Linked DNA regions of Homo sapiens: region 1 is linked to region 2. Evidence: read pairs that join two places in POLR2A ChIA-PET (ENCODE). Cell type or tissue: OCI-LY7. All regions are shown on one strand.

Region 1 (5,000 bases), 330 kb after region 2:
TCCTGGTGTTTGGATTCAAAGTTCTCCTCCCCGGAGAGTGGCTGTGAGCTTCAGGTCTGGAATCTGAGCACCTACATGACCCTGACCATCAGTAAGCACACCACACCTCAGTTTCCTCCTCTGTATAGCGAGGATGAGAGTAATACCGCCACACAGAGTAGCTATAAGGATCACATGAGATAAATAAAGTGCTTAGGAATATGCCTGGCACCGTATAAGCACTGAATGAATGCAAGCTTGCCAGCCTGATAAGGATTTTAACAATCATTGAGAAAGATATCTGCAGCTTTCCAAAAGAACAGAATGGCTCAAAATTAATTGATAAAAAAGATCCTTTGTACTTTATTTTTTTAATCTGTTCAAATATTCCCCCAAAGTGGATTAAGTAAAAAATGTTCAATATGTTCTTTCTACCAAGCTATTGGATGAAAGCACGCTATTAGTTGAGCTAAATAATTCATTTAGTTAATTTGCACTGTAATCAATCAGGAGAAGCTACAAAACCTCAAAGTCATTCCAAGTCCAATTTCAAGTCTCTTTCAGGCTTTAGAAACGTCTTCCACCAGAAGACAGTCATAAAATGTGTCAGGAAACAGAAACGATGAGCTTAACCTCTACCGCAGGCTGGCTAATCTTCGGAAACAAACACACTGTCTGAACAGCAGGAAAGCAGGATCACAGTCACTGCTGTTATCAGAACTGGGTCCAGACGTCAGCTCTGCCACTTGCTGACTATGCAACTCGGGATATTCTACTCAACCTTTCTGAGCCTCAGCATCCACCACCGCCTACCTTGCAAGGTTGTCGTGAAGATTAAATGACACGATGCATATGATGGGGTCAGGCGTGGTGACTCACACCTATAACCCCAGCACTTTCGGAGGCCAAGGTGGGAGGATCACTTGAGGCCAGGAGTTCAAGACTGGCCTGGCCAACATAGCAAGACCGCATCTCTTTGAAAATATATGTATAGTAATAAAAAGATGTATATGATGCCCCTGCAATGTTTGACACATAGTACATGCTTATTAAATGGTGTCAATTATATTAATTTAGATTTAAATAATTTGTCTATTCATTATTCATTCATTAATAAGAGTGAACTACTCTGGTGAAAATTTTGATTTATTCTACATAAGAAAGTTCCTCAGCTGGACGTTAGCAAAAATTCTTCTGTAAGAACTTAAACAAGGTTAGTAAAATCTCTGATCCTTACAAGCTTAACTAACACTAGAGCCACTGTGCCTTGTATCAGCCTCACAGAGGAAGAGAACAGGGAGGCAACAGAAGGTTTTAGATCCTTCAAATTAAACAAACAAGAATATCACACTATTAGAAGCAAAGTCCTAAGTCTCACTATTACATATCGGGGGATGTTTCTAAAATGGCGGGGCACCTGGAGTCAACGCTTTTTACAAGATGTCTTCCAAGCCAAACTGCTACAAGCCATTCAAGCTGAAAGTCTTCTGGCAGTGCCCCTTACAATCAACTAGAAGAGCACCTTTAAGAAACAGAAGCCTCTCAGCACCACTGACCTGACAAAACTCTATCTTCCTCAATGGGTCTGAAATGACTGGCTGGGGACTTAAGAGGAAATTCCTATCCAAAGGCCAAGAGCGGCCACGGGAGGAAGGTGCAGCTCTCCACATGCACCTGTGTTAGGGAGAATCAAGACACAGAAAAAACGAGGAAAAGGGAGAACTTTCCAATCCTACCACTTTCAGAAAAAGAAACATTAATTGTAGCATCTGAAACCTAAAAGACTCTCTCTAGTAGGAATGACAAACAGTGCTAAAAAAGGAACTATGGAGGCGTCTTGCCTCTGTCTCACTCTACGGTCTATCAGTCAGTTGCCACCTGACACGCCCAGGTGGCCAAACCTTCGCACCTGCTGTTCCTGCCATCTGGACTGCCCTTCCCCACCCTGTCTCACTGGCAAGGTCCTATTCTACCTGCAAAGCCCAGCTTCGAAATGAACATTTCTGCACTATCTTGTCTAATACACCCCAAACCACAACCCCTCCACCAGCAGATCTGACAGCGCCAATTTCCCTCTTCTTTTGATTCACTGATTGCTTGCTGCTAAAAATTACTGTTTTATGACGCTAACTCTACTAGTAGGCTGTGAGCACCCGAAGGCAAGGGAGAGGGCTGATTCTTCAATATATCCACTGATCTGGCTCTCACTCACTCTTCACTCACTCATCCATTCATTCATGCACTGAGCACTGAAGTGAACCTTGGTTTTCTGCCACCATGGCATCCGCTTCCCCTAGCAACAGTCCCAGTTTTCATCTGGGGATCCATCCCTCTCCCCAATCTCCCTTCTCCATGTCTCAATGGAGCTCTTCCCTGTCTTAGCACAAGCCAGATCCTGTGATCAGCTGAAAAGAGAGAATGGAACCTAAGTTAACTCTACAGAGTAAACATAAGGTTTTTGACAAGAATGGAGAGACTCTTGCTGTTTCCTATGAATGTGAACCTGGAAGAAAAACTATGTGCCCAGGGGTGATCACAGCCATCTGTGACCCTGAGGAGGAAAACCTACTGATATGGTTTGCCTTTGTCCCCACCCAAATCTCACCTTGAATTGTAGCTCCCACAATTCCCACGTGTCGTGGGAGAGACCCAGTGGGAGGTAACTGAATGATGGGGGCGGGTCTTTCCCGTGCTGTTCTCGTGACAGTGAGCAAGTCTCACGAGATCTGACAGTTGTATAAGGGGCTGCACAAGCTCTTTCTCTTTGCTGCCACCATCCATGTTAGACATGACTTGCTCCTCCTTGCCTTCTGCCATGATTGTGAGGTCTCCCCAGCCATGTGGAACTGTGAGTCCATTAAGCCTCTTTTTCTTCCCGGTCTTGGGCATGTCTTTATCAGCACCGTGACAATGGACTAATAACAGCTACCAAAAATGATGTCAACCCAGAAAGGGAAGAGGAAAGCACTAAAGAGAGAGAAACAGGAGCCTCGTAACACAGCTCAAGTATCAAGCATTTGCCACAGCTAAAGCCAGACTTTTCCTGAGGCCAAAGGATTACCTTCCTCGAGATTACCACGACAGGCTCGACTCAGTGGTAAATAACAAGCTGAATAGATACCATTCAATTCTTGCTCTTAAAAAGTCTATAGTGGATCCAGCAACACAACAGAGAAACTCTCCTCCAAGCAGTGACTCAGGGATCCAGGTCAGTATCATTTTCTAGCTATGCATCATGGAACACAAAGCTTCCAGAATCACCATGGCAGGGGAGCAAGAACCAAGAAAACTCATCCCCACTCTCCTATGCCTCAGTCTAGCATAACACTCATTACCTCTACTTTCAACCCACTGGCCAAAACTAGTCACACAGTCCCAAGCTACCCATAAAGGAGACTAGGAAATGCATCTGTCCTATGTGTCTACAAAAAGAAAAATGAGACAGACCTTGATAAATCACACAGTCTTTGTCACAGACAGCTTGAGCCAAGTTTTTTTATTCTGCAACCAAAAAAATTATTAAATCATACAAGCATCAACCAGGTACCAGAGGTCATGAAGGATGAACACAGGTAAATGGGACACATTCACGACACCGTACTAGGAGGATTAGGAGAGGTGACACAAAGGACGTGCAGGACACCTGGGGCAAACTGAATCAGTCTTCAAGAGTGCAGTGGGGTGATTTGAGAAGGCTTCCAGGATGAGATCTGAAAGATCAGAAGTCAGCCAGCGAAAACGGACAGGAAAGGGTTCATAAAAAAAGAACAGGGTTCCAGGTGGGACCTTACACCTGCCTGTGTGAAGGTCTGCAGTGAGAACACGTGCATTTGAGAAAGGAAAACATGCTCAGAGCAAGGTAAGAAGCATGACTGAAGAGGAAGGCAAGAGTATAGCAAAAAGGCTTACTTTAACATGTGAACATGTTACTTTTACAGGAACCTAAATGCTAAAGTGAGCCACTGGTAAGTTTTAAGCAGAAAAAGAAATGGCCCAAGTAGACTGGGCCCAGAGTAGTTTGTCATTGCCCGTCTACATGCATTAAATGCAACAAGTCCCTCCCTCCGCCCTGTCTCAGCGTTCTCCACTCCCGCTGTATCCCGTTTCTCCAGCTCCACACTGCCAGTGACGAGCCCTTTATGTTGCCTGCAGGCTGAGCTCATGCAGCATTCAGGACAGCCCTGCCCCTTCGCCGGGTGTATACTGAACTCTGAGCCCAACCTTGACAGGACTACATCTCTTTCACTCGCGTCCATCAAGGCCACACGACTCCTTCTGGGGACCCAGAAGTGGCTTCTTGAAGCCACTTCCCGCCTCAAAGAGGAAGGCAAATATAAAACAGGCCCAAAATAGTGTGGGTCTGAAAAGCTGAAAACCAGCCACTATAATTACAAGTATTTTTATCTATCGCCCAAAAAGGAGTATTGGATCATTTTCCAAGTGTTTCTCTAAGGAAGTTCATCTGTTCGTTCGCAAGTACTCCAGACTTCCAGATCAGAGGCACAACTGGAAATGAGGCTTCAGCAGAAATGGAAGCGAAACAGAACACATGGGGTGGAGAAACAGCAAAGATCAGGGCCCAGCGCCACCACCGGAGAGGGTGGTGACCTCACCAGGAAATGGGAAACGAGGTATCCAAGGTTCTGTGAGAGAAATCAAAAGATCAGCAAGGATAAACACTAGAAGGCTAGGGGCGCAAGCATGCCTGCACAGAGGCACAATTGTGACCTGCACCTGAACATGCCCCAGGCAAATGCAAACAGTAACTGAGAGGCCAAGGGAGAGGAGGGAAGAAGGAAGAGCCCTTGAGAAGAAGACAGTGCCAGTAGTGGACCCTTCTCCTCCTGCTGCATGGGCGGATAACCCCAGCACACAGGAACAGATGGGAACATCCAGTGAGCACAAGAGGCATCAGAAGGGGCCTGCCATCCAAGGCAGCACACACGGCTGTTTACCCAGTAAGTGCTCACATCAGAAACCGTGTCGCCAGCTAGAATCTGTTTCCATCCTCCCTCCTTATC
Region 2 (5,000 bases):
TGCTGAGGTCAGGAGTTGGAGACCAGCCTGGCCAACATGGTGAAACCCCATCTCTACCAAAAACACAAAAAAGCCAGGCGTGGTGGTGGGTGCCTGTAATCCTAGCTACTCAGGAGGCTGAGGTAGAATTGCTTGAATCCAGGAGGTGCAGTTTGCAGTGAGCTAAGATCGTACCACTGCACTCCAGCCTGGGCCACAGAATGAGACTCCTTCTCCAAAAAAAAAAAAAAAACTTGCTTTACATACTGTGGATTAGACTCTGGTAGGACCACAGACCCTGGAGACAAGTACTGTGATCATCTCGGGAAGAGGGGCATGGGGTGAACCCTGCCTCGTGGGACTCACCCCTGCATCCCCAGTTTTCTGCTGGGGTAGCAGTCCACCAAATCCTAGCCCCACAGCTTCCCAGATGTTTGCCTTTGACTCACTTGTTTTCTGTAAAATGGTGATGACAGTTCTGACTTGAGAAATAGCTGTGATAATTAAATGAGCATCTATTTAAGGCATCGCGCACAATAGCTCTTTACCTAGAGAAGGGTAGGTTCCCATGTGGGGGTTTCCTTTTTCTTGGTGCTATCTTGGCCTAATGTCTGAGAAGCAGTGTCCTAGGCGGTGTCCCGCTGACCCAAATCCCCAAGGAGTGCTGGGAGCCACTGTGGGTGACTGGGGGAGGGAGATTGCACACCCAATTAGGCCAGAACTGTGAGGAAGGGGGGAGAGCATGGGGTTTGGGGCCAGTTCGCTCCAGTTCCAAGGACAAGTGGTTCTTTGCTTACTAATGAGGCCCTAAGATGTCCTTTTCTAAGCTTGTTTCCTGCATATAAGTAGAAAGGGGTACAAATGACAAAGGATGCAAAGCATTTAGCATGCAGTCTACTTGGTAAAAGGAGCCTGTTGCTTTAAGTATCATTCTTATTCCCATAGTTTACAATTTACAGCGTGAGAACTGAAGAGGGTAGCAATTGACTAAACTGCTCTATGTGCCTCATGGCAAAAGTCACAGCAAGAACAGGGCAGCCTGGAAGGCACCTGTGGATGAGGCCAGGACGGTTGAGTCTGGAAATCGCAGGGAATGTTGATCAGACAGCACGGTGATATCAGGGTTTGGGAAACTCTGGAAAGAGCTGCCTCCACTTGTAGCCGGGACCTGGGTTGGGCGGGTGCACTTATTCTAGAACTGTAGCCTTCAGTATGGCAGCCACCAGCCACAGGTGGCTTTCATACACTTGAAGAGTTGTCAAGGCTAGGTGTGGTGGCTCAAGCCTGTAATCCGAGCACTTTGGGAGGCTGAGATTGGATATTCACTTGAGCTCAGGAGTTTGAGATCAGTCTGGGCAACATGGCGAAACCCCATCTCTACCAAAAATTAAAAAATTAGCCAAGCATGGTGGCACATGCATATGGTCTTAGCTACTCCAAGAGGCTGAGGTGGGAGAACCATTTGAGCCTAGGAGGCGGAGGTTGCAGTGAGCTGTGATCCTGCCACTACAGCGTGCGTGACAGTGAGACCCTGTCTTCACAACCACCACCACCTCCCAAAAAAGGTTGGTGTGACCGAGGTAACTGGATTGAATTGTATTTCAACCACTCTGGAATAAATTGTAAGACCTGTTACTCATTCTGTTACTGGGAAGCTTAAATATGTTGGAAACAACTTAAGTATATGAATGTCCTTCTCAATGGAAAATTTTATGAAACTTAAATTTGTAGTAAAATTTTGCATCTGGATTGAGATATAGTAGGAGCCTAAGACACATGGCAAATTTGAAAGAATTAGTACCCCTCCAAAAGTGAATAGCTCGTAAATGTTTATAGTGACTCGAAATACTTCTGATATAGTGTTTAAATATAGTACTAAAATTGCACCTTTTTCTTTCTGCAATGGGTTCTGGTAGTGTTAGAAGATACACATATGGTTTGTATCTATTTTCTTTGGACAGTACTGCTGGGAATGGTTCATCCTACTTTGTCAACATTATTTTTTCATTTGGACCATTTTGGTAGCCAAAAAAATGTTCTACCATTTGTTTTAATTTCTCTCCCTGCCACGTGAGGTCAGACATGTTCTTGGGTCTATTGGTTTAATTCTGGAAATTGTGTGCCTATTTTATTACAGTATTCTTGGTCTTTTCTACCTTGGTTTGTAGAACTTTCTATATTACATATGTACTTAATGCTCTTCTAGATTTCTCTGCCTTTGGGTTTTTGGCTTCTGTTATTTGATACAAAGAAGTTAAGGTTTTTATTAAAGATAAACTATTTTCTCTATGTTCAGGAACCCTTTTTGATGCTTTCATTTTTACTGCTTGGGTGATGATCTCATCTGGGCTTTTAGAATGCAGTGTAAAGTAAGTATCCAACTAATGGGAAAGCTGGGGGACAAAACAGATTTCTATTTTAAATGGGTTTTTACTCAGTTGGTTCATCCTTTGTCTTGATTTTTAAGATTGTTGGTGTGACTAAAGTCTTTTAATAGCAGCAAATGTAAACACCTGCAGAAGGTGTTTGGTTTTTTTTTTTGTTTTGGGTGGGGGGAGGTGGTAGGAGTCAAAAAAAAAAAAAAAAAAAAAAAAAGTCCAGCCTGTTGCCCAGGCTGGAGTGCAGTGGCGTGATCTTAGCTCACTGTAACCTCTGCCTCCCCGGTTCAAGCGATTCTTTTGCCTCAGCCGCCTCAGCAGCTGGGACTACAGGTGCATGCCACTGTGCCTGGCTAATTTTTTGTATTTTTAGTAGAGACGGTTTCATCAGGTTGGCCAGGCTGGTCTCAAACTCCTCGCCTCAAGTGATCCACCCGCCTCTCAAAGTGCTGGGATTACAGGCATGAGACAGCACCTAGCCAGAAGAATTTGACCCAGGGGGCATATGGTGGAAGGAAAGCCCAAGGCAAGTTTTAGAGCAGGAATGAAAGGAAGGTAAAGTATACTTGGAAGGAGGCCAAGTGGGTGACTTGAGAGATGATGGGCACTGGCTGATCTTTGACATGGGTTTGTATGTTGGCATGCTTCTGGGGTCTTGGGTCCCTTTCCTGATTTTTTTTTTCCCTTGGGGTGGGCTGTCCACATGTGCAGGGCCTGTCAGCACTTAGGAGTGGAGCATGCCCAGTGTGCTTACTGAAGCTGTGCACAAGCCCACTTGAGGTGTTCTTCTCTTACCAGTCGAGTGTTTAAAACTCTGCTATTTTGCCTCTCTGCATGTTTGAGCCCACTTGCCCAGCTCCTGAGATCTTACTGGTAAGCTGTTGATGACCAGTTTAGGGTGTCTTTTTTTTTTTTTTTTTTTTTTTTTTTTTTTTTTTCTTGAGACGAATTCTTGCTCTGTTTCCCAGGCTGGAGTGCAGTGGCACAATCTCAGCTCACCTCAACCTCTGCCTCCTGGGTTCAAGCGAGTCTCCTGCCTCAGCTTCCCGAGTAGTTGGGACTACAGGAGTTCATCACCATGCCTGGCTAATTTTTGTATTTATAGCAGAGACGGGGTTTCACTATGTTGGCCAAGCTGGTCTCAAACCCTTGATCTCATGATCCACCCACCTCGGCCTCCCAAACTGGGATTACAGGCATGAGCAACTGTGCTCGCCCTCAGGTGTGTCTATCTGTTGTAAGCCTGCCTTTCCCTGGCACTGGCTGAGACCAATTATTTCAGACCATTAACAACTGCCAGAACATGACCTGGTAGTGCCCTGGCATTCCTGGTGGTGGTGGGGGGATGGGGGCTGCTGCTTCCCTGCTCATGTCTGACTAGCTACCCACTGTACCATGACCACCTACCATGATTCTAGGACTCAGTCTCCTTCCCCCTTCCCTGGGGCAGATCTTGTTCAGTTTCATGTGCACTTTCCCAGGCCTTTCCTATGCGTTAACATCTATGCTTTCAGCAACTGTTAGGTATAAACTGTATCATGTACATATCATTCAGCAACTTGGTTTTTTCGCTGCTTGCAGCTCAGCTGTATCAGTATACTCGGAGAAATTTTCTAACTGCTTGGTTTATTATGGTCCAAATATATAAAAGTTTACACAACCATCCTATCAATTGGACGCGATCTGGGTGGTTTCCTGTTGTTTTTCTTTACTACACACAGCTCAGGCCCCTGGCCAGGCCATCTTGATGTTTGGGTAAATGCTTTTCAAGCGGAGATACTGATGGTGGCTCCATCTTGGGGCATGCACATATTTCTTTGTCAAAATTTTCTCCAAAACGGTTATAGGAATTGGACCACAAGTGAGGTGTGAGAACACCTGATCATATTTAAGCTTTTGGTGATTTAATAGCTAGAAATACTTCATTAACCTATAGCCCCCTGATTGCTGATGAGGTGAACATCTTTTCATATGGTCAGTGAGTGCATTTTCTGTGAATTGCTTATTTATATCCACTTTTTGATTAGTATCTCATTTTCTTGGGAAATGGGGAGGCCTTGGGGAGAGAAGCCTATTTTCTTGACCAGTTTCAGCCAATGTAAAAAACAAAAGGGGTGTTCTCTAAAGCACATACATTGTAGATTGGCAGTCAGCAAACTCTGGCAACAGGAAACCGGTTGTGTGGAGGACAGTTTTTCCACAGATGGGGTTGGTGGGAGGGGAGGACAGTTTGGGAGATGGTTCAGGCACCTTACATTTCTCGTGTACTTTAAAATTATGACATAATAATGAAACTACACAACTCACCATAATGTAGAATCAGTGGGAGCCCTGACCTTGTTTTCCTGAAACTAGACGGCCCCATCTGGAGGTGGGAGGTGGGAGACAGTGACAGATCATTTGGCATTAGTTACCTTGTCAGAAGGAGCACGCAATCTAGATCCCTCACACGCGCAGTTCACAATAGGGGTTCATTCTCCTGTGAGAATCTAATGCTGCCACTGATGGACAGGCAGAGCTCAGGTGGTGATGTGACCAATGGGAAGAAGCTGTAAATACAGACGCTTTGTTCGCCAGCTGCTTACCTTCTGCTGTGTCACCTGCTCCTAATGGGCCACGAACGTTTCTTGGTCTGTGGCCTGG

The links. ChIA-PET counts read pairs that join two places held together with the same protein. Peaks named below come from ENCODE experiments on the same cell type or tissue, not always from the same donor. Only the 100,000 strongest peaks of a DNase experiment are listed, where the experiment ranks them.
Region 1: POLR2A ChIA-PET joins it to region 2 with 6 read pairs; 2 of 35 experiments call an interaction of 5 or more read pairs at or near these places.

What each region holds. Positions count from the first base shown.
Region 1 is chr16:12,289,080-12,294,079 of GRCh38, reverse strand. All of the region lies in intron 15 of SNX29 (sorting nexin 29), which reads right to left. Among named protein-coding and RNA genes, the nearest start is that of SNX29-AS2, 81 kb to the left of the region's middle. In OCI-LY7, no CTCF peak of the experiment used is centred here; DNase peaks (open chromatin) are centred at 1,509, 1,879, 3,729 and 4,259; H3K4me3 peaks cover 2,334 bases; H3K27ac peaks cover 5,000 bases.
Region 2 is chr16:12,617,407-12,622,406 of GRCh38, reverse strand. No RefSeq gene overlaps it. Among named protein-coding and RNA genes, the nearest start is that of SNX29-AS3, 8.8 kb to the right of the region's middle. In OCI-LY7, CTCF peaks have their summits at 1,854 and 2,059; DNase peaks (open chromatin) are centred at 2,066 and 2,676.